Linked DNA regions of Homo sapiens: region 2 is linked to region 1. The links are chromatin contacts, found by Hi-C in ENCODE. All regions are on one chromosome and are shown on one strand. The core of a region is the stretch at or near the end of the contact, and the rest is flanking DNA. Distances in the headings are between cores, read along the strand shown.

Region 1 (3,940 bases), core at 390-2,889:
AACATCCAATGGGGCCAGGCATGGTGGCTCACGCCTGTAATCCCAGCACTTTGGGAAGCCGAGGTGGCTGGATCACTTGAGGTCAGGAGTTCAAGACTAGCCTGGCCAACATGGTGAAACCCTGTCTCTACTAAACATACAAAAAAAAAATTAGCCGGGCATGGTGGAGGGTGCCTGTAATCCCAGCTCTTTGGGAGGCCAAGGCAGGAGAATCGCTTGAACCCAGGTGGCAGAGGCTGCAGTGACCCGAGATTGTGCCACTGCATGCTAGCCTGGGCAACAGAGCAAGACTCCATCTCAAAAAAAAAAAAAAAAATCATCCAATGGGCCAGGCACAGTGGCTTAGGCCTGTAATTTCAGCACTTTGGGGCGCTGAGTTGGGCAGATCCCCTGAGCTCAGAAGTACAAGACCAGCCTGGGCAACATGGTGAAACCCCGTCTGTAGAAAAAATGCAAATATTGGCCAGGCCTGGTGGCTCACGCCTGTAATCCCAGCACTTTGGGAGGCCAAGGTGGGTGGATCACCTGAGGTCAGGAGTTCAAGACCAGCTTGGCCAACATGGTGAAATCTCAGTATTTACTAAAAAATACAAAAATTAGCCAGGCATAATGGTGGGCGCCTGTAGTCCCAGCTACTCAGGAGACTGAGTCAGGAGAATCGCTTGAACCCAGGAGGTGGAGGTTGCAGGGTTGCAGTGAGGCGAGATCATGCCACTGTACTCCCGCCTGGGTGACAGACCAAGGCTCTGTCTCAAAAAAAAATAAAATAAAATAAACAAATAAATAAATAAATAATAAAAACATACAATGAATGTTTCCCCTTACCTTGCTTTAATTCTCTCCATATTTCTTATCACCATCGGTCTCACTATATATTGTGTCTTCCCCGCCTCCTCCACCCCAAAATGTAAGACTTAGGCATTTTTGTTTGATACTATATACTGCTTAGAATACAGCTTGACAGACTGTAGGCACCTCAATACATTGAGTGAATTAATGTCTCAGACATCAGAGAAAAACCATACCTACAGACTGACAGAAGATTTAATTATATCACCCTCCATCACTCTATTGGTAAACTCCAAACTTGAGAAGGTAACAGATGCCCTGACCCCAATCATCCTAGTCAACAGGAAAGGGCGTCTGAAATACGGATGCAAAGCAGAGCACACCGGGTCTGAACTCAGAAAACAGCCTAATCCTCGTCTCTGTAACTACTAGTAGTGTCTTTAGACAATCACTTAACTTCTCTGAACCTTTGAAGCTGTCGACTGGAAGCACTTACACTTCCTCAAATACAGTGTTGTTCTTGGGGTTTACAGGAATTGTGGGAGGAAAAAAAAGCACTTCGTAAACTAGAAAACGGCAAGGAAACGATATGAATTATTTCTGATCCTGGACTGCAGCTCTAGCTCCAGCATTTGTCCCAACCTTCCCAGACACCAAAATCTCCCCAAGACACCAAAATCTCCCCAGACACCAAAATGTCCCCAGACCCCAAGGAGGTGACAGTTGTGTTCCTGCCCTTTTTTTAACTCACCTGCGCAGCCAGGAGCCCAACAGGTAAACTCAGAAGGTCCTCCCGTGCAGAATTTAAACCAAACTACAAGCGGTTCTTGCCCGGACCCACGCCGGAAACAAACGCAGTTCCGCACTTGCGCTGTGAAAGGACACGCGGTCGCGCGCTGCCCTTTGGGATGTGTAGTTTGCCGGAGCAGCCGAGAGCGGGTGCACTCGCTAAGCCGCTCGGCCTTCTGGGAGTTGTAGTCAAAGGATTGTTTTGAACGTGACGCCAAAGGTGGGAGGGGCGGCTGTTGTCATTATTCGTGCAGCCGGAGGGAGGGGTGAGGAGGCGTGGCGGTTGCGCCCCCGCGCTGGGCAGGGACAGGTCGAGGGACCAGGCTTCGGCAGTGCGCGTCCGCGGCGGGAATCTCGCCCCAGATTTCCTGCTCCCCTGCAGCCCAGGAAACAGAAGGGAGGCCCGGGAGAAAGAGAGACTCACTGTCTCGGTCTAGGTCCCGCGACGGCCTGCTTGCCTGGACAAGCCACGAAGCACAAAATCCTTTTTAGGCAGGGGGAAACCCAGGGATAGAGAAAGCGGAGGAAGACAGCCTGACAGAGGTTTCACCAAGCTGTCATCTCCCACCTGACACAGTGCTTGGCACATGGAAGGCATTTCAAATTTTTTTTCTTTAATAAAAGAATAAAAATCCGATGATTTCTTCCAGCTACAAGTCAGTCATTACCCAACAACCTCTCTCCCACTAAACGAGGATTTTTGTTAGGCACTCATTTCCCTCCATAAATCCCTGACAGTTACAGGTCAGTCATTTGCCCCGCAGCCAACAGGTTCCACCACGTCTATAATCCTCTTTTTACTACCTTGGGCTTTGGAATCTTATATTATTTGCTATACTGCTTACATTACTGTGTGACTTTGAGCAAATCACAGGCTTCATCTCTCTGAGATCGTTTTTTTTTTTCTTTTTGTTTTTGAGACAGGGTCTCACTCTCTCGCCCAGGTTGGAGTACAGTGCCGCGAACATGGCTCACTGCAGCCTCGACCTCCTGGGCTCAAGCGTGATATCGTTTTTTGTCTGCAAAGTTGGGATAATAACAGTGCCCAACCTCCTAAAGTTGTTTTGACGATTGCAGGAATGTGCCTGTAAAGTACTAAGTACAATGCCTGTAATATAGAAAAAAATCTGATATCAGCTTTTACGTTTTTATTATAGGCTGGGGCGGAAGGGGCTATAATATCATTCATTCGTGCAATACTTAACATTTTTCAGATCCCTTTCAGGCATCTTCTTTCACAGCCACCCTGTAAAGACAGCTTTATTATATCCAATTTCAGATGGGGGAGGAGACTCAGATAGGTGCAGAGGTTTGCCCAAACATTAACAGCCATTGGTAGAGCTAGGACTCAAACCCAGAGTTTCTGAGTCCGGTTATAATAATAGTAAACATTTAGGCCAGGCGCGGTGGCTCACGCCTGCAGTCTCAGCACTTTGGGAGGCCGAGACGGGCGGATCACCTGAGGTCAGGAGTTCGAGACCAGCCTGACCAACATGGTGAAACCCCATCTATACTAAAAATACAAAAATTAGCTAGGCGTGGTGGCGGGCGCCTGTAATCCCGGCTACTTGGGAGGCTGAGGCAGGAGAATCGCTTGAACCGGGGAGGCGGAGGTTGCAGTGAACTGAGATCACGCCACTGCACACCAGCCTAGGCAACAGAGTGAGACTCTGTCTCACAAAAAAAATCACATTTAAGGCAGGGCGTGGTGGCTCACGCCTGTAATCCCAGCACTTTGGGAGGCCGAGGTGGGTGGATCACGAGGTCAGGAGATCGAGACCATCCTGGCTAACATAGTGAAACCCCGTCTCGACTAAAAATACAAAAAAATTAGCTGGGCGTGGTGGCAGGCGCCTGTAGTCCCAGCTACTAGGGAGGCTGAGGCAGGAGAATGGCCTGACCCCGGGAGGCGGAGCTTGCAGTGAGCTGAGATCCTGCCACTGCACTCCAGCCTGGGCGACAGCGCGAGACTCTGTCTCAAAAAAACAAAAACAAAAAACAAAAAACCACATTTATATACTGTTATATGCCAGATACTGGTCTATGGACTTTTCAGGTGTAAATTCATTTAATCGTAGCCAGAATCCTATGCAGTAGGTACTATAATTGTCATCTCCACTTTACAGGTGAGTACTTTTTTCAGTCCGGCTCACGTAGTTAATTCATATTGAGGAGACTGGGAAGATTTTCTGGTTCGCCAGAAAGATTTTCTCCTGCTGGCCCTACTTAGCAGCACTCCCCAAGCAGTGCCATCCTCACTTATCACTTCTGAGTTTTTCTTTGATGGTTTGCTTTAATTATTTCATTCATTGAACATATATGCATTAGCTTTTTTTTTTTTTTTTTTTTTTTTGAGATGAGG
Region 2 (3,940 bases), core at 328-2,827, 3.7 Mb before region 1:
TGCTTACAATGTGCCAGGGAGTGTTCTACAAGCACTAACATTATTTAAACCTCACAAGGTAGATGACATAATACATTATTACCTTCCCCATTTTACAGATGAGAAATTTGAGGCCAAGAGAGGTAAAATAATTTGTCCAAGGTCACGTCGTTAGTAAGTGGCAGAGCTAGTATTCAGATGCAGGCTGCACGGGTCCACAGTCTGTGCTCTTAACTACTGGACTAAGCTGTCTCTTACATAATTGATAGACTAGTATTTAACTAGGCAGGAAAAATGCCAGCAAAGAAGTGTGAAGTGCCCTAGGCAGAAAAAGCAGAGAGGAAACAGGGGTCTCCTGGAAAGCTTTATCTTTAGGGTTATGGTTGCAACACAGTGGCAGTTGTTTCTTTTCATCTATTCCAAGACCCACAAGTTGCTCTGGGGGTGTCCTATGACCCGCTGCTGTGCCAAATCTATAAAGAAATTTCAAAATGCTCTGGAGTGTTAGCGATTAAATTAGCATCGGTAAAATGTTTTGCAATTTATAAGCTCTTTTCATATTTCTAACCTTACGTAATCCTACAACCATCTTGAGAAGTAGCCATTACAATGTATATTATCCCCATTTTACACAGAGGCTCCGGAAGGTTAAGGCACCTCCTCCACCTCAGCTGGTGAAGTCCCACCTTATTGGACATATGTTCGCGGTTTCCTCATTCATTAAATTTTAGAGAGAGAGAGAGTGTCTCGCTCTGTCGCCAGGCTGGAGTGCAGTGGCATGATCTTGGCTCACTGCAACCTCCGCCTCTCGGGTTCAAGCGATTCTCCTGCCTCAGCCTCCCAAGTAGCTGGGACTACAGGTGCGTGCCACCACGCCTGGCTAATTTTTTGTATTTTTAGTAGAGACGGGGTTTCACCATGTTAGCCAGGATGGTCTCGATCTCCTGACCTCGTGATCCTCCCGCCTCGGCCTCCCAAAGTGCTGGGATTACAGGCGTGAGCCACTGCGCCCGGCCGCATTAAATAACACTGATAGCTACTACCTAGGTACTCACACCACGATAAACTTGTCAACCAAGATCGTTTCCTTTAATCCTCCCTACAAGTCTGCAAGGTGGGAATTATTCCTATTCTACAGGAAAGGACACAGAAGTCAGAGCTCAAGGCATTCCTCCAGGTCTCAAGTCAGCAGAACCCGGCTTCATAACTGTGACGCCAAACCCGTGCTCTTAACCACTACTCATAGGCCACCATCCAGGGCTGTTTTGAGGATCCGTTATGCAGAAACGCCCATGCCTGTCTCTACGTACGACGATCCCCTCCAGTTTAGGGCAGTGGAGACTCACAAGCTCATGAAGCTCTTTAATTCGTCCACCGCTACCTGCCGCCTTCCCTTTGTACCTAGGGCAGTATTCCTCACGCTTCCCAATCCACTTAAAAACGAGGCTTCCTTGGCAAACAACAACAAAGCATAAAACCCAAGCCCAAAACAACAGCACCAAAAATTCTGACTTCTGGTCACTTAACCCACTCCTCGTCAATCACTCTCACCTCCAAACTCCAACGTCGGTTGTCATGCGGACATCGTCCCGGCTTCCGGAAGCCGGCTTTAAATTCCGGAAGTAAATGGAGGAGGCGGGCCCCGTCTGCGCCGTGCGGCCTGCTAGTCCCCGGCTTTCTCTTCCCGCTCTATGGCCAGTCTGGCCGCCATGTTGGAGCTTTCGCTGTTCGGGGCCCGGCCTGCTCCGGGCCCTCCCAGCGTCGCCGCTAGCTGACTTAGGGCTCCCGCCCACACTGCGCACGGCCTTGCTGAGGGCCGGCTCGTAGTGGGAGGCTTCGCGTTCACCTGAACATTTCCGCCTCCTCTGGATGGGGGATGAGAGGCGGGGCTGATGCATCGCAGCAGTCCTGGACCCTGACTTCGGACTTGGAGAAGAAACGCCGAGGAGGAACGGGAGTTAGGGGGTTAGCAGCTTGGCGCGCTGGGAGCCGGCCACCCCTGGTCTCCGGACTTCACTTCCCAGGAGGCCTCGCGCGCGACTGGAAGTGCTGCGAGCCTATAAGAAGGCGAGGCGGCACCCGCCGCTCTGCTCTGGGGCGGCATTGCCAGCCGGCTGTAGGCATTCAGGGCAGTGTCTTCTGCATCTCCTAGGAACCTCGGGAGCGGCAGCTCCGGCGCCTGGTAGCGAGAGGCGGGTTCCGGAGATCCCGGCCTCACTTCGTCCCACTGTGGTTAGGGGTGAGAAGGATCCCGGGGCTGGGAGTTCAGGGACCTGGGTTCGAATGCTGGTTCCGCTGCTATCTCGCTTCGCACTGTCGCGATCCCCTTGCTCGGCCTCAATTTTCTCTTTTAGAAAGTGGGCACCTTTCTCCGCGCTCTTCCTTCCAACGCGGTGGTTATAAAGGCACGAAAGCTCTTCAGAGGACGCAGAAAGCACCTGGAGCTCCTCACCCCAATTTTCACCCATTGTTAGCTGGCACGAGCACCCAGCAGAGGAGTCAGGGATCACCCCTCGGGTGCCTGGAACGGTTCTTTGGACACCTGAGCCGGACCTAGGCACAGCCTGAAGTCGGGGTCTATAATTATTCCGGTGCTAAGGGGTAACTTGTTCACCTACCTCCTTGGCAGGAATATTGAGCCCTTCACTCCTCATGTTCCGACTTTAACAGAAGCTACCTTTGAGAATAAGGAATCCTCAGAGCTGAGAGGGAGTGGACCCGAATTCCTGTACCAGCTCGGCCACTTACCTTGGCTAAGTCATTTTCTTGTTTTGGGCCCCAGTGTCACAGTGTTTTTGATTTGTAAGATGAGGGTTTAGGGCTTGTATCCTAAATCTGGTCCTCAAGATTCTTGAAGTCCCCCAGTCCATCGGGGAGGGAGAGCAACAAACTGATTTTCTACCCCTTCATTTATTTGTAGTTCTAAATTATAAAAGTAACACTGCAAGAGTTTGGAGTAGAGCCTTTTTCTTTTTCTTTCTTTTTTTTTTTTCTGAGACAGAGTCTCACTCTGTCGCCCAGGCTGGAATGCAGTGGCACGATCTCGGCTCACTGCAACCTCCGCCTCCCGGGTTCAAGCGATTCCCCTGCCTCAGCCTCCCAAGTAGCTGGGATTACAGGCGCCCGCTACCGCGCCCGGCTAATTTTTGTATTTTTAGTAGAGACGGGGTTTCTCCATGTTGGTCAGGCTGGTCTCGAACTCCTGACCTCATGTGATCCGCCCGCCTCGGCTTCCCAAAGTGCTGGGATTACAGGCGTGAGCTACCGCGCCCAGCCTGCGTAGAGCCTTTTTCTAAGACTAAGGGCTGGATGGGAACTAGCATTTCTTACCCCTGGATGTGACCTGTTTTAGCTCAGCCGGGAGAATCCTTTTTCGCAAGAAGTTAATAATATCTTGTGACGTGAAAATTATGTGAAACTCAGACTTCAGTGTCCATAAATAAATATTACTGGAACACAGCCGTGGTGCTCATTTGTTAAGATGTTTATGTGGCTGCTCTTGCATGGGCAGAGTTGATGACATAGTTGTGACAGACCATGTGCTCTACAAAGCCTAGAATATTTACTACCTGGACCTTTACAGAAGAGCTTGCTGACTGCTCCCTTAGAATGGGGCTCTGCAAAGTGAGCACACCCTGGGATCACAGCCCAGCCTGCCCTTAGAACAAATGAGAGGATATTTTCAAGCATTTGCATTGCAGTTTTCACGGTTTTTTTGTTTTGTTTTGTTTTTGAGACAGAGTCTAGCTCTGTCGCCCAGGCTAGAGTGCAGTGGTGCGATCTCGGCTCACTTCAGCCTTCTCCTGGGCTCAAGCCATCCTCCCACCTCAGCCTCCTGAGTAGCTGAGACTACAGGTGGATGCCATCACGCCCAGCTAATTTTTTTTTTTTTTTAAGAGATGAGGGCTCACTGTTGCTCAGGCTGGTCTGGAACTCCTGGGTATTTATTTATAGACAGAGT

What was found. A loop is a pair of places that touch in the nucleus more often than their neighbours do. Pooled maps may share reads with other maps.
Region 2: a loop to region 1 is called in a pooled map, with 15 times the contacts of the local background. The contact joins the promoter of TMEM138 here to the promoter of CLP1 in region 1. A Hi-C loop is called at or near these places in 5 of 50 pooled maps.

What each region holds. Positions count from the first base shown.
Region 1 is chr11:57,655,461-57,659,400 of GRCh38, reverse strand. CLP1 (cleavage factor polyribonucleotide kinase subunit 1) reads right to left here and starts at 1,639. Exons shown (of 3, transcript NM_006831.3): 1 at 1,541-1,639. RefSeq lists an enhancer at 1,996-2,165.
Region 2 is chr11:61,360,011-61,363,950 of GRCh38, reverse strand. TMEM138 (transmembrane protein 138) reads right to left here and starts at 1,577. Exons shown (of 5, transcript NM_016464.5): 1 at 1,531-1,577. CYB561A3 (cytochrome b561 family member A3) reads left to right here and starts at 2,069. Exons shown (of 7, transcript NM_153611.6): 1 at 2,069-2,218. RefSeq lists enhancers at 1,559-2,048, 1,459-2,180, 2,299-2,518.